Linked DNA regions of Homo sapiens: region 2 is linked to region 1. A link is a contact called in ENCODE Hi-C data. All regions are on one chromosome and are shown on one strand. The core of a region is the stretch at or near the end of the contact, and the rest is flanking DNA. Distances in the headings are between cores, read along the strand shown. Region 1 holds the start of CLSTN3 (calsyntenin 3). Region 2 holds the start of CHD4 (chromodomain helicase DNA binding protein 4).

Region 1 (6,441 bases), core at 1-2,500:
TCCTCCTGGCCCCCTGCGGTCTCTGCGTTTGCTCCCTTTCACTCCTAGGCTCCCGGGCTCCTCCTTGACTCACTCTTTTCCTGATTTTCCTCATTCCTCCCTCTTTTTTCTGCCTCCACCTTTACCCTTTTCCATCCCCTCCTTACCCCCTCCCACGCCTCATCTCCGGTCTTCTCCTTCTCAGCTTTCCCTCTCATACTCATTTAGCGCCCCCCACACACCCACTTCTGCCCTTTCCTGCCAGTCTCCATCCGTTTCCACCTACCTGAGCCCTCTGCCCGCAAGCCCTCCCTCCCGTCCTCCCTCTCCGTCTGTCCGACAGCCCCGCCCAGCTGAATGTATCCGCTGTCTGCCAGAGAGGGCAGCTCTGGTAACCCACAGCCCAGCTGATGCAGGCAAAAGGGTCTGAATGCAGAGGCACACGCAAAAAACATACGTGCTCCGAATTGCTGAACTGCAGCAAATACTTTCTCCCCAGGATGGGATGGAGGCGAAGCAGATGGATCTGCCACACACCCTTAGCATGCGCCAGTGAAAGGGAGAGCCGCGGGGAGAGGCCTATCACCGGCTCGGGGGCAGTCCTTCCCAGACCCGAGGTAGCCACCAGCGTGTAGAAATTAGGGGAAGGGGAGAATAGAGACCCCAGGACGGGAATGGAGACCAAATGGGAGCAAGATGACCAGCAAGAGAAACGCATGGGTAGAGATGGACCAGAAAGGAAGATGTAGCTGGGGGAAGAGAAAGAGAGGAGACGGAGCAGGTCTGAGAACGGATGGGAAGGAGGGTGATCAGAAGAGGGCCAGACACCTGTCAGGTGCCAGGGAGCCTCGACACCTCCTTCCCACCCCCACCCCGCACGGCGCTGCCCGACGCCCCTCTTTCGGTACCCCCACCCCCACCTCACTCACCTTTGTTACAGGAGCAGGACGCGAGCAGAGAGGCCAGCAGAAGGGGCAGCAGCAGGAGGGTCATGGTGCGGCGTGGGGCAGGGCAGGGCCAGGCGTTTGCCTCCCCTGGGAGCCTCCAGCCTGCGGATTCCACCTTGCGGGAGGGATACAGGGGGTCTCCAAGGAGCGGGGTACAGCAGGGCAGGGACGGAAAGGAGCCTGCCGCCCACACTAGTCCATAAAGCGGGCCTGGGCAGATCCCAATCTGGGTAGCTGAGGCGGTGGACTTGCAGCGGCTTCCCGTTTCCCCCAGCCCAGCGTCCTCACTCTCTCACTCCCACCCCAACCCCGCTACTGCAGGATGACGTCAGCACAGCCGGGCAACGATTGATGGGGCCGCCGGCCAATCAGGTGACTGGGAGGGGGGGGGACCAGGTGCTGCAGCGGGGGAGGGAGCCAATGAGACTGGGGCGTCGGGGCTGGAGAGTTTCAAGGCTCCTTCCCCTGGCTGCAATTTTGGGGGAGCCGAGGAACTGCGGGGGCTGGGGAGGAAGCTGGAGAGCCACGGAGGGGGTGGGAAAGAAGAGGGACGTGGGGAGAAAGAAGCCAGAAGCCAGGGGGTGGGGAAGAGAGACGTCAGCGGGACCTGAGGGCGGCCAGGAGGGGTGGCACCGCGTCACCCCGCCCCCCAACTCTGCCATAACCTGTTTCCACAGCCCCTTCCATCCACAGATCCGTGCTGCGTGCCCTCTGGGAAGGGTGAAGTAAAACCCTCAGTCTGAGCCTGAGAAATCCTGGCATTTGTAGCCCAGGGCTGCGAGGAAGCCACAGGGCGGTCCGCAGGGCGGTATCGAGGCTCTGGGACCCAAGGAGGGGCAGGACGTCGTGCACCCCTCGCGCACGCACCTGTCGGGACCGGCCGCCTCCTCCTGCCTACCTGTCCTGCCTCCTTCGCCCCGAATTTCACCTTAAACCATGATGAACCAAGCCCAGTGGATTCTGAAGCCCGGGACGATGGCAGGTTCGAGAGAGAATTGGGCAGCTGGGGGCGGGGCACAATATTATTTAGGCGCCTCCACCCCACCTTCACAGAAATACATCTGGAAAGCATGGGCTGTCCTAGGGCTGGGGACTGGGGGTTACGGTCTCATCGATGACTCAGAGGGAGAGAAAACCCCCTGGGTCCCAAGCCAAAAAGAATAAAATTCTCCAGAATAGCCAACAAACTCCTCTCAGGCTGTCTGTTCCGGACTTTGAACTCAGCACCCCTCGGGCTCCACCTCCCTCCTAATGGCTCTTTAGGACCAAGAGTCTGGAATGCCACTTTGGGGTCCCAGTTGAGCACACTACCTGAGGGAGCTCTGAGAGCCAGGCCTACAGGGTGCTCTTCATGGTGGCAGCTGGCCATCCTCACCCCCTCCCCTCACATCTTCCAACATCACTCAGTCCCAGGATCTCAGGATATTGTTGGAACTCATCTCCACCTCACACAGCCAGACCAGCCTCAGGTGTCTCCCAGGAAAGACTGCCCCTCAGGCCCTGGGACGGTTCCCAAGCCTGCCAGAAATGAGGTGGAGGCCAACACTGACCTTTGGATGGCTGAGTTTTGGATGACTGACAGCCCCAGATCCTGCTCCAGGTTCCTTCCTCAGGAAGGATCCTGCTCCAGGTTCCTTCCTCAGGAAAAGCCAAGGTCAGGCGCAACTTTGCCAAATCCCTGCCCCTCCTTCAGGCTGGAGACACCACCCCCAAACTCACCATGCGGGGAGGGAAGAAGTCTGGTAGGGACTCTTATTGCAACAGGGCCCCAGCCTTATAAAAAGCCCTGGTAACCCGGCCATTACACATCCTGTCTCTGTGTGTGGAGCTGGCTGGAATCTCTCAGCCTCACCTGCCAGACAACACCCCCTCCTTCCTCACCCTGTCTCCTGCATTCTCCTGAAACCTTCATCCACACAATGCCTCCCAACCTCACTGGCTACTACCGCTTTGTCTCGCAGAAGAACATGGAGGACTACCTGCAAGCCCTAAGTAATGGCCTCGCCCTCCCAGACCCCTGTCACTCCCTTTCTCCCCTCTTCCTTCCTGCTTCTTGGTCCCATGGAGAAGAGGGAATGCCCGGGGTTGGACACTGTGGAAAGGCTCAGGCGGCTGGCACCAGACCTGGGATCCATTTCTAACCAGGCATTGGTAGGAGGGGGTGAATCCACAGTCCCAGACCCAAAGAAGGGAAACTCACAGCCCTGAGGGGCTGCTGCAGGCAGAGGAGCTCCTGGCTGGCTAGCAGCACCCCTACTAACAGGCAGCCCCCACAGACATCAGCTTGGCTGTGCGGAAGATCGCGCTGCTGCTGAAGCCGGACAAGGAGATCGAACACCAGGGCAACCACATGACGGTGAGGACGCTCAGCACCTTCCGAAACTACACTGTGCAGTTTGATGTGGGAGTGGAGTTTGAGGAGGACCTCAGGAGCGTGGACGGACGAAAATGCCAGGTACATTTCCCCTGGCTGGGCGGTGGCCGGAAGGAGGCATCACAGGAGACTCCTAACAACATGGGGCAAAACAAAGTGACCTTCCCCAGCCAGAGCAGCGGGGAGGAGGGGAATGGTCACCACAGCAGGGAATGCAGTCCCCAGGATACCAGTCTCCAGAACTAACAGGTCCTGGTGCTCCCTGTCTCTCTCCCACTTCTTCCCTGCCCCCTCTTATCACCAGCCCAAAGGGCAAAGAACAGGCCAACCCAGACCGAAGAGCAAACATTTGCCCACCCTCCAGCCTGTGACACTGTTGGTCACCCAGAGTCCCTTTTACTTTAGCATCAATAACTTCACTCTCCTGCATTTCTTTCTACTTCTTACATATTCCTTCTTAGCCTCCTTTGCAGATCCTAGTCCTCCTATTAATCCTTTAAACTGGAGTTTTCTCCGCAGAGTTTTGTTCTTAATGTCTTCTCCCTTTTGTCTGCCCACTATCCATAGGCTAAATCATCTACACCCATGCCTTCTGCTTCCATCTATAGGCTGCCCTTGGCATGAATTCTCCAGCCAGAGCCATCTCCTGAGCTCCAGGGCAATGTTTTCAACTGCCTACAAAATACAGTTGGCCCTCCATATTCATGGGTTCTGCATCCACAGCTTCAGCAAACTGCAAATGGAAAAATATTTGGGAAAAATAAAAATAAAAAATAACAATACAAAATGATACAAATAAAAAACAATACAGTATAGCAACTATTTACAGAGCATGTACATTGCATTAGGTATTATAAGTAATCTAGAGATGATTTAAAGCATATGGGAAAAGGCTGGGCGTGGTGGCTCACACCCATAATCCCAAGACTTTGGGAGGCTGAGGCAGGCAGATCACTTGAGGCCAGGAGTTCAAGACCAGCCTGGCCAACATGGTGAAACCTCATCTCTACTAAAAATACATAAATTAGGCCAGGTGCAGTGGCTCACACCTGTAATCCCAGTACTTTGGGAGGCCAAGGCGGGCGGATCACCTGAGGTCAAGAGTTCGAGACCAGCCTGACCAACATGGAGAAACCCCATCTCTACTAAAAATACAAAAAATTAGGCAGGCATGGTGGCGCATGCCTGTAATCCCAGCTACTCAGGAGGCTGAGGCAGAAGAATCACTTGAACCTGGGAGGCAGAGGTTGCAGTGAGCCAAGATCGCACCACTGCACTCCAGCCTGGGCAACAAGAGCGAAATTCTATCTCAAAAAAAAAAAAAAAAAAAAATACAAAAGTACAAAAATTAGCCGGGCATGGTGGCGCATGCCTGTAATCCCAGCTACTTGGGAGGCTGAGGCAGGAGAATTACTTGAACCCGGGAGCCAGAGGTTGCAGTGAGCCAAGATCATGCCATTGCATTCTAGTCTGGGTGACAGAGCAAGACTCTGTATCAAAATGATAATAATAAAGTACACAGGGGGATGTATGTAGTTTCTCTACAGATACTAAGCCATTTTATTCAGCAGATTTAGTGAGGTGGGGGTCCTGGAACCAATTTCCATTTGAATGCCAAGGTCAAATTCAAATTCACTGTCTTCCTATCCAAACCTACCCCACTTTTATATCTACTCTCTCCACTAATGGCAATAACCAGCCAGGCCAGAGACCTGGGAGTCATGGTCAATATCTCTTGTTTCCTTACCTCTAGGCTCCCAGCACACACACACACACACACACACACACACACACACACACACACACACACCACCACCACCACCACCACCACATCTAATCGGCCAAGAAATCTTTGTAGCTTTTCTGCATTACCCAGTATAGCAGCTGCTAACTTCAGATGGCCGTTGAATACTTGAAATATAACTAGTCCAAATCTAGATGCTGTAAGTGGACTTTCAGACAATGCCAAATAAAAAGAAGCATTTCGGAAATGTTTATATTGGCTGCATGCCGAAATAATAATATTTTGAATATTTTTGGTTAACTAAAATATATTATTTAAATTAATTTCCCCTATTTCTCTTTACTTTTCTAATATGGCTCCTGACCCATTTTATTTCTGTTGAGCATCACTCTTCTAAATGGCTCTCCTGTGTTCCCTCCTAACCTTTCTCTATCACCACCCTAATTCAGGCCTTCATTTCCTGGTGCCTGAAATTGCTTTTTTGTGTTTTTGTGTTTTTTTTTTTTTGGTAGAGGTGGGGTCTCACTGTGTTGCCCAGGCTGGTCTCAAACTCTTGACTTCAAGTGATTCTCCCGCCTCAGCCTCCCAAATGCTGAGATTACGGGCCTAAGCCACTGCACCCAGCTGGTTCTCACGCTTAACCCTCCTCTAATCTGCATGCTGTAGCCACAGGGTCTACTTAAAACATAAATGTGATCATGTCACTCTCTGACTTACACCCTTTCAGTGATGATCTATTACATTACATCATCTGTTACACTTAACTCAGCATACAAGGGTCTCTGTGAATCAACTCTTCAATTGCCTCCACCACATATACTCTAGGTTAGAGCCCTTCAGAACTAATTGCCTTTCTCTTTTACCGCTATTTCTAGCTGTTTCTTTCCTTGCTAGAAATTTCCCATTCTCTCCAATCTAATTAACTCCCAACTTCCTTAAAGATTTCACTCTGCCCGCCCCACTGCCATCCCTCACTCTTGCCTGGTGTCACAGTTACCTATTTACTGATCCTCTATCTCTTCAAGACTCTGAGCTCCTTGTTTGGGGCCTATCCTAAAGGAGAACTCAATAAAGGTTGATTGGAATGCTCAGGCCCAGAGGGGCTGACCCTTTATTTCTAAGGATACTTCAGCTGTTCTTGAAACCGAGAAAGAGGAGAAATGAGATTACCTGGTAGGATTCCCAACCAATCTCTCTTTTTTCTCAAAAGTCCCTCTAGGTCAGCCAGAAGTATCCAGAGGAAAAAGTCTCCATTCTTCATAAATGCCCTCCCCAATTTCACCTCTACTTATCCTGCTACCACCCCTGCTCTCCCCTAAAGGTCACTGTAGACAACTTTGGGCCCCCCTCGGTGACCTTTAGGAGTGGAAAGCTGGGTGTGATGGTTCATGCCTATA
Region 2 (6,441 bases), core at 1,261-3,760, 520 kb after region 1:
ACGTGCCACCATGTCAGGCTAATTTTTGTATGTTTAGTAGAGACGGGGTTTCACCATTTTGGCCAGGCTGGTCTTGAACTCCTGACCTTGTGATCCACCTGCCTTGGCCTCCCAAAGTGCTGGGATTACAGGCATGAGCCACCATGCCCCGCTGGAATATTGACTTCTATACAGGCAGGGGAAGATGGGGAACATTATACAACTAAAGATTTTTTTTTTTTTGAGGTGGAGAATGTGGCCCCAACAAGATGAGGATGGAGGCCATTGGAGATACTATGAGACTTCAGGATATAAAATGGGAAAGTGCCTGAAAAATATGGGACATTGAGGATAAGCAGGATTTGGTGTTCAAGAATGAGGGAAACAATGCTGGTATATTGTGGAGTCTCTTAAGAAGGAAGGACATGAACATATTATAGGATTTCAGTATTAGGAATGCTGGATGGATGAACATTGCTTTCCAAGAAAAATCCCCTAGTAAGTAGGGAACAGATAGGAGATCATGTTGACTATGGTCTATACCCATAAATCCTTTAAGTATCATCTTCCAGCCTCTAGAAGGACCACGATAAATCTTATTGGGATATGTTCTCTCTTGGAACCAGTGGGATTTTATTTTCTGTAACAGGAAATTGGGAAACAGTGCTCAGCAGTTCTCCCTTGGCACCATTCTGTCGTGTATCATAGTTTGCTTGGTTGCTTATGCTTTTTGAAGGGAGGCCCCCTGGTCTTCCTTGATTCTCCATGGTGCGGAGCTCGGCCTTGCTAGGTACTCTGTCAACACAGGTTGAATGAACATGAGTAGTGGTGAGTAGCGGGAGGGCAGGCCTTCACTCTTGGTGTGTATAGAGCAGGAACCTGAGTTCACATCGTGATGGGATGTCCATCCCCAGGAATGGCCTGGGGGTGTTGGTGAAAGATCCCTGACCTGGGGATGTGGTGAGGGGGAGGATTGCTAGAATGTTGAGAGATAGTCTTTGGATGGGAGTTGGTAATTATTATGGGATGCTGTAGGGTGAATTAGACTTCATGTAAATGTTTCATCTGTCAGCTTGGTATTTTGGTTGGTTGGTGTTCCTCAAAACTTAGGAGCTGGAGGTAAGCATCTGGAAAATACCTAGATTTTGGTGGGACTGGGTGGGGCCCTAGGTGGGCTCCCAGCCCCCGAGTGTCTGGAAATGATGGTATGAGGGAAGCTGGGGTCCCAGACATCAGGAGGCTTTTTGCCAGGATACTACTTTGGCCCAGAAAGGGATTAAGGTGTGTGCAAGTGGGGGCGGGGACAAGGAAGCGTGGGTAGCCTGCCTGGCCCTCCCTGCTCTGGGTGTTAGAATAGACTGACAGCGCCTGGAGATGGGGGTGGGAAGAATATGAATATTATGGGATGCCTGGCTCGAAGGGTATAGGGGTGGTAGAGTGGAGATGAAGCATTATGGGATGTGACACTGGGTTGTGTTGGGAGTATTATGGTATGTTTGGTTGACCACGGGCTCCTTGCAATTATTATGGGATGTCAGGATGTGGGTAGGAGAGTAAAATTATTATGGGATAGCTTTCCAGTGTTAGAGGAAAAGAGATTAGATGTCCATCTGTGGGGCGACAGTAGGGCTGTTGATCATTATGGGTTATCTTTTTGATAGAGGAGGGGTACTTACTATAGGCTGTGGAGCTAGAAGAGGGAAGGCTGGGGGTGATGTGAGCCTCTAGACCCTGGCCTGCAGGGACTGAGGGCAGCTCTAGGGGGTTAGTTATTATGGGATGTCAGTATAGAAAGTGGGAGACTGATTATTACGGGATGTGTGTGGGAGGAGGCCGAGTGTCCGTTGTTGTAGTATGGGGGGGGGTGAGTTTCTGACTATTATGGGATATCAAACTGGGGGTGGATGAAGGATGGTTATTATGGGATGTCTGTGGGGGATGGGGCTGAATATTATGGGATATGAGGCATAAGTGCTGCGAGGGGTGCTTATTATGGGATGGCCATGGGGAGGGAGGGGTGATGAATTATTATGGGATGTTAGCATTAGGTCCAAGAGTGAAGAAGAAGTTGGCAAAGGATGTCTATTATGGGATGTCTAAGAGGGTTAGTTGCAAAAGGTCTGCAATATTTTGAGATGTCAGCAGTCTCTGGCATATGTGTATGAAATGTGGGGGGGCAGGGTGTGTGTGTGTTGTGTGTGTGTGTGTGTGTGTGTGTGTGTGTGTGTGTGTGTGTGTTGGGGGGGGGGGTGTCCGTGTGTATTATGGGATGGCCAGGAGGTGGGCGGTTGCCCAGGTGACGCGCGCGCGCCCGCTGCGAAGGGGGCGTGGCCAGTGGTTGCCTGAGCGACGAGGGGGCGGGGGTTGCCCGGGAGACCTGGGGAGGAGGGTGGCGGTAGTGGAAGGGGGGGGTTGGAGTTGGTTGAGGTTATTATGGGCTGTCCGTGGGGGGGCGGGGCCTGTGCGGTGGGATTTCCCGGCCGGTGTTTCAGGCCCTTTAAGAGGCGACGCTGGAGCCGGAGCCATTTTCCCCCCTTCGGCCGCGGCGAGGAGGAGCCGGAGCGGGAGTGACACCGAGCCGGACCCAGCGCGACCTGCGGCGGCTCCGGGGTGAGGAGAGCGCGGGGTTCCCAAAGAGACGCCCCTCACGGCCCTACCAGCCCCGAGGGTCATCCCGTCACCCGCCCCTTCCTCAGGCGTCTCCGGACCCGCGGACCGCCCCTTGCCCAGAGGAGCCGACCCTTCCTTTCCTGGCCCTGCAGGGCGCCCGGCCTCCTCCCCAGCCCCCGCCCTAACCCTGCCGGAGTCTTGCTCCCCGCGACCCCCCGCCTCCGGCTTGGTCTCCCACAATGCCCGGCGCCCACCCCCTCGCCCTTTGATCACTTGCCCCCCGGGACACGTGGCCCGGCCCCCTTCCCGGTGGGACGCTTTCGCCCCCCGCGTCCCTGCCTCCGGCCCCCCGCAGCGCCCGAGCCTCCACGCCCCCTCGTCCCCGCAGCTCTTGAGGAGAACCTGAGTTGTCCCAGAGGACAGCCTTTGGAGAGCTGCCCTGTCTGGGGACTGGCCCCTCCCCGGGCGCAGGGAGGCGCCCCCCCACCCCCAAGTGACCTTGTGTCCCCGAGCGCCTCGCCGCCTGCGGCCTCCCCTGGCCCCCCCGCGCCGCTGCCACTCGGACCCCCTCCCCCGTCACACCCCGCTCGGTCCAGCCCCGCGTCTCCCCTCCCCGCGCTTGCACCAGCCTGCCCTCGGAGGCGTCGCTCCCTCGCTCCGTGGGGGCGCCTGCCGGGGAGCCGGCTTCCGGGCTGCCCCCGAGGAGTGTGGAACTAAGTTCAGCCTGAGCGGTTCGGGTGCCCTGCTAGGGTGGCTGGGGTGGGGGGCGGAAAGAGCGGGTGGGTGTGGGGGAGGGGGACAGTGCGCGTCACTGACTGTTCTGTGTTTCTCCCCCCTCCCCCGCACAGTGACTCGGGCCAGTGTAGAGGTCCTCAGGCCGCCGGCAGGAGCAGCTGGGCCAATTCCCTGGCCGGGAGCGGAAGGGGATGGCGTCGGGCCTGGGCTCCCCGTCCCCCTGCTCGGCGGGCAGTGAGGAGGAGGATATGGATGCACTTTTGAACAACAGCCTGCCCCCACCCCACCCAGGTAACATCTTCCCCAAGGGCCCATGGCGGGAAGGAGACATCTGGGGCTCTCCCGAGTGACTCCTCTGGTGAGGCAGGGCTGTGTTGCTCCGCTGTCTCTGTGCAGAGCCGGAGGTGGAGGGTATCCGAAGGGAGTGGTTCCCTTCTGCGGAGCTCTGGTGTGAGGGGGGTGGAAGCCATGTGCCTCCTGGGCACGGAGATGCCAGCTTGCTGCACTCTGTCTTGAGGAATGCTCTGCAGTTCCCAGTTGAGGGAGCTCTCTGGGCTGGCAGGCATTACCTGGTATGTGGGTCCTCGGAGGAATGCAGGTAGCTGGGACCCCTGGAGGCTTGTGGTGGTGGTGGTGGAGGGGGGCGTTGAGGATTCTGTTTGAAAGACCAGCCGGGCATCTGTGCTAGTAGGATCCTGTGGTTGCTGCTGTGGAAAGGAAAGAGGGAGTGCTGGTTACACTCTATCTGATTATTTTTAGCTTCTGATCGGTTACCGGTTTTCTGTGCTGTCTGAACTGTGTGAAGTTTGAATCGCGCTCCTCAGCAGGATCTGGAGTGCTTAAAGCAGCCAGGCAGATTGCTGGAATGTTTTGAGTGGGGAAGTGATGGGGGCTCGGGGAGGATGTAATAGCCTAGTGAAGAGGGGCAAAAGAAGGGAGGGCACTCCTCCTCCTGGTGAGTGGACATAGTTTTGGCTTTTTTCCTAGTGGCTTCTGTCTCTATGAGGTAGCCTGCGGTTTAGGCTGGCAGTGTGAAGTGTCTGTGTAGGTGTGCTAGGGGTTACGCTATCTGTGTTTTGGGGTGGCTTCATGAACTGGCCAAACCCGTATGGTTGTAACCACCCTGTCTGATTGGGGGAACTGTTGTCTATCCTCAAATGATGGTTGATGTCATGCCCCTAAGCAGATGTCTTTCTCTTCTGTGTCCTTTTTCAGAGCCCCTAGCTGTGTCACCTACTCATCTCCTTGACCTTCATGTTTTCTAGTTTAATTTTTTTTTCTACATGTCATTTCTTCATTCCTTCTGCTTCTAGTTTTCTTCTCATTCTGGAGCCTGCTGATCCTGTTTTTGTTTCTCATCCAGCATCATTCACTTCTGCCTTCTCTCTTCTTAGCTTCAGTGGAAGTTGAGGTGGTCTGGGAGAGATGCTTTCACATTTGGCACTTTTTAAGTTGGAATTCTTCACTTCAACCTGAGGCCATTTAGGAGAGGGGTTAGTGTTGTCATGGAGTCTGGGCTGTTGGGATGAGAAACTTGGTTTCATCCTTGTGTAGAGTAGGGGGCAGATTTCCATGCCCTTGCCCAAGGTGAGGGCGGAGTTGTGGTGCTGGTAAGGGGACCCTGTCCTTCTGAGAGGGGCATGAGAAACAGTAGTGCTGCCTAAACATTCTGGGTTCCACGTCTTGGCCTCCCATTGGCCACTTGGGCTGGGGCTGCCTTTCATGTTGACCGGGAGCTGCGCAGGAGCTGTGAACTCTGTCCTGAGCTGTAGCATGACCCACTTTTTCCACTTGCCACACCCCATTCCTGTCCCTTTCCTAAATCTTCTCTATATCTCAGTAAGTTTGCGGTTTGCCATTTCAGCATATTATTTGCCTGAGAAGTTTGGGGGGCTCCATGTGCATGGAAGGATGTCCCCTTTGCCTCCATGGGTTGTCTTTGTCTCCACTTCCAGCTTTTATGGGGGTGGTGAGATGTAGCTGATGGGGGTTGGGGGTTGACTTGGGGATTGGTGGGGAAAAGTCCTTAAGAAAATGATTCTTTCTGGTGAAATCCAGGCTGATGTTGCATTCCCAAGGGGGAATGGGAGGGGCGTTCTTGTGCCTGGTCTTATTCTGGGCTGAGAAGCAGGGAGGCTGATGGTGCTTTGTCCAGCCTAATGTCTCATTCCCTAGTATCTGTCTAGCTCAGGAAGTGGGGAGCCAGAGACATTTTAGGGCTAATTTTGGGGGTTAAGAGCTAAGAACATGTCAGGGATTGAAGGAGGGATATTATTTTCTTTTTTATTTTTGAGATGGGGTCTCACTCTGTCGCCAAGGTTGGAGTGCAGTGTGCGATCTTGGCTCACTGCAACCTCCGCCTCCCGGGCTCAAGCGATTCTCCTGCCTCAGCCTCCTGAGTAGCTGGGATTACAGGCACCCACCACCATGCCTGGCTAATTTTTGTTTTTTTAGTAGAGACAGGGTTTCACCATGTTGGCCAAGCTGGTTTCGAACTGACCTCAAATGATCTGCCCGCCTCAGCCTCCCAGAGTGCTGCGATTACAGGCATGAGCCATTGCACCCGATTGGGATATTCTCTTCTACCACTGTCTAGGTCCTGCTCTGTTTTTTTGTGCAGACATTCCCATATGTTGGATAGGAATCTGGGTGGGAGTGGTGAGGAAGCTGAGCTTCAGAGACTTCTTGTGGGCCTCCATTCCTCAAACTAAATCTTTTGGGTATCAGAAATTTGGGGAGAAGGTTGTATGCGCTGACCACAAGTCCACTGAGCCTTTGTTAAATCTCAGCTCTGATGATTGAAAAAATAATTATGATTGAGGGAGTGATCGAGTTCTTCTCTTAGTATTACCTTCATGTTTGTCTCGCTTTCCTTGGGTTTCCTTGCTTAGGATGTTAGGGTGGGCTCTTGTGAACTGTTGTCATCCCAGAGTAGGTGGCATTTGGACCTGGGGCCAGGTAATTTGGGGAGGCTTCTATGAGGGCAGTCTCCCCCCCCGCCACCCCACCTCTCTCAAACCCACCCCCTCCCCTGCCACTTCCTGTCTGTCCTATGTTGGCAGCTGGGTGCCCTGGGCTGGCTTCTGCGGTCAGGAGCCATTTTCCCTCTCCTCAGTG

The links. A loop is a pair of places that touch in the nucleus more often than their neighbours do. Pooled maps may share reads with other maps.
Region 2: a pooled map shows a loop between it and region 1 (7-fold over the local background). The contact joins the promoter of CHD4 here to the promoter of CLSTN3 in region 1. A Hi-C loop is called at or near these places in 5 of 50 pooled maps.

What each region holds. Positions count from the first base shown.
Region 1 is chr12:7,125,180-7,131,620 of GRCh38, reverse strand. CLSTN3 (calsyntenin 3) reads right to left here and starts at 1,250. Exons shown (of 18, transcript NM_014718.4): 1 at 909-1,250. The coding sequence starts at 972. It overlaps RBP5 (retinol binding protein 5), which reads left to right and starts at 2,732. Exons shown (of 4, transcript NM_031491.4): 1 at 2,732-2,918; 2 at 3,203-3,381. The coding sequence starts at 2,846. RefSeq lists silencers at 234-303, 1,394-1,493 and an enhancer at 451-952.
Region 2 is chr12:6,603,448-6,609,888 of GRCh38, reverse strand. CHD4 (chromodomain helicase DNA binding protein 4) reads left to right here and starts at 2,510. Exons shown (of 40, transcript NM_001273.5): 1 at 2,510-2,589; 2 at 3,438-3,615. The coding sequence starts at 3,516. LOC124902867 (a long non-coding RNA gene) reads right to left here and starts at 4,003. Exons shown (of 2, transcript XR_007063193.1): 1 at 3,894-4,003; 2 at 579-774. RefSeq lists enhancers at 1,890-2,039, 3,780-3,939 and silencers at 2,630-2,729, 3,140-3,199, 3,380-3,429.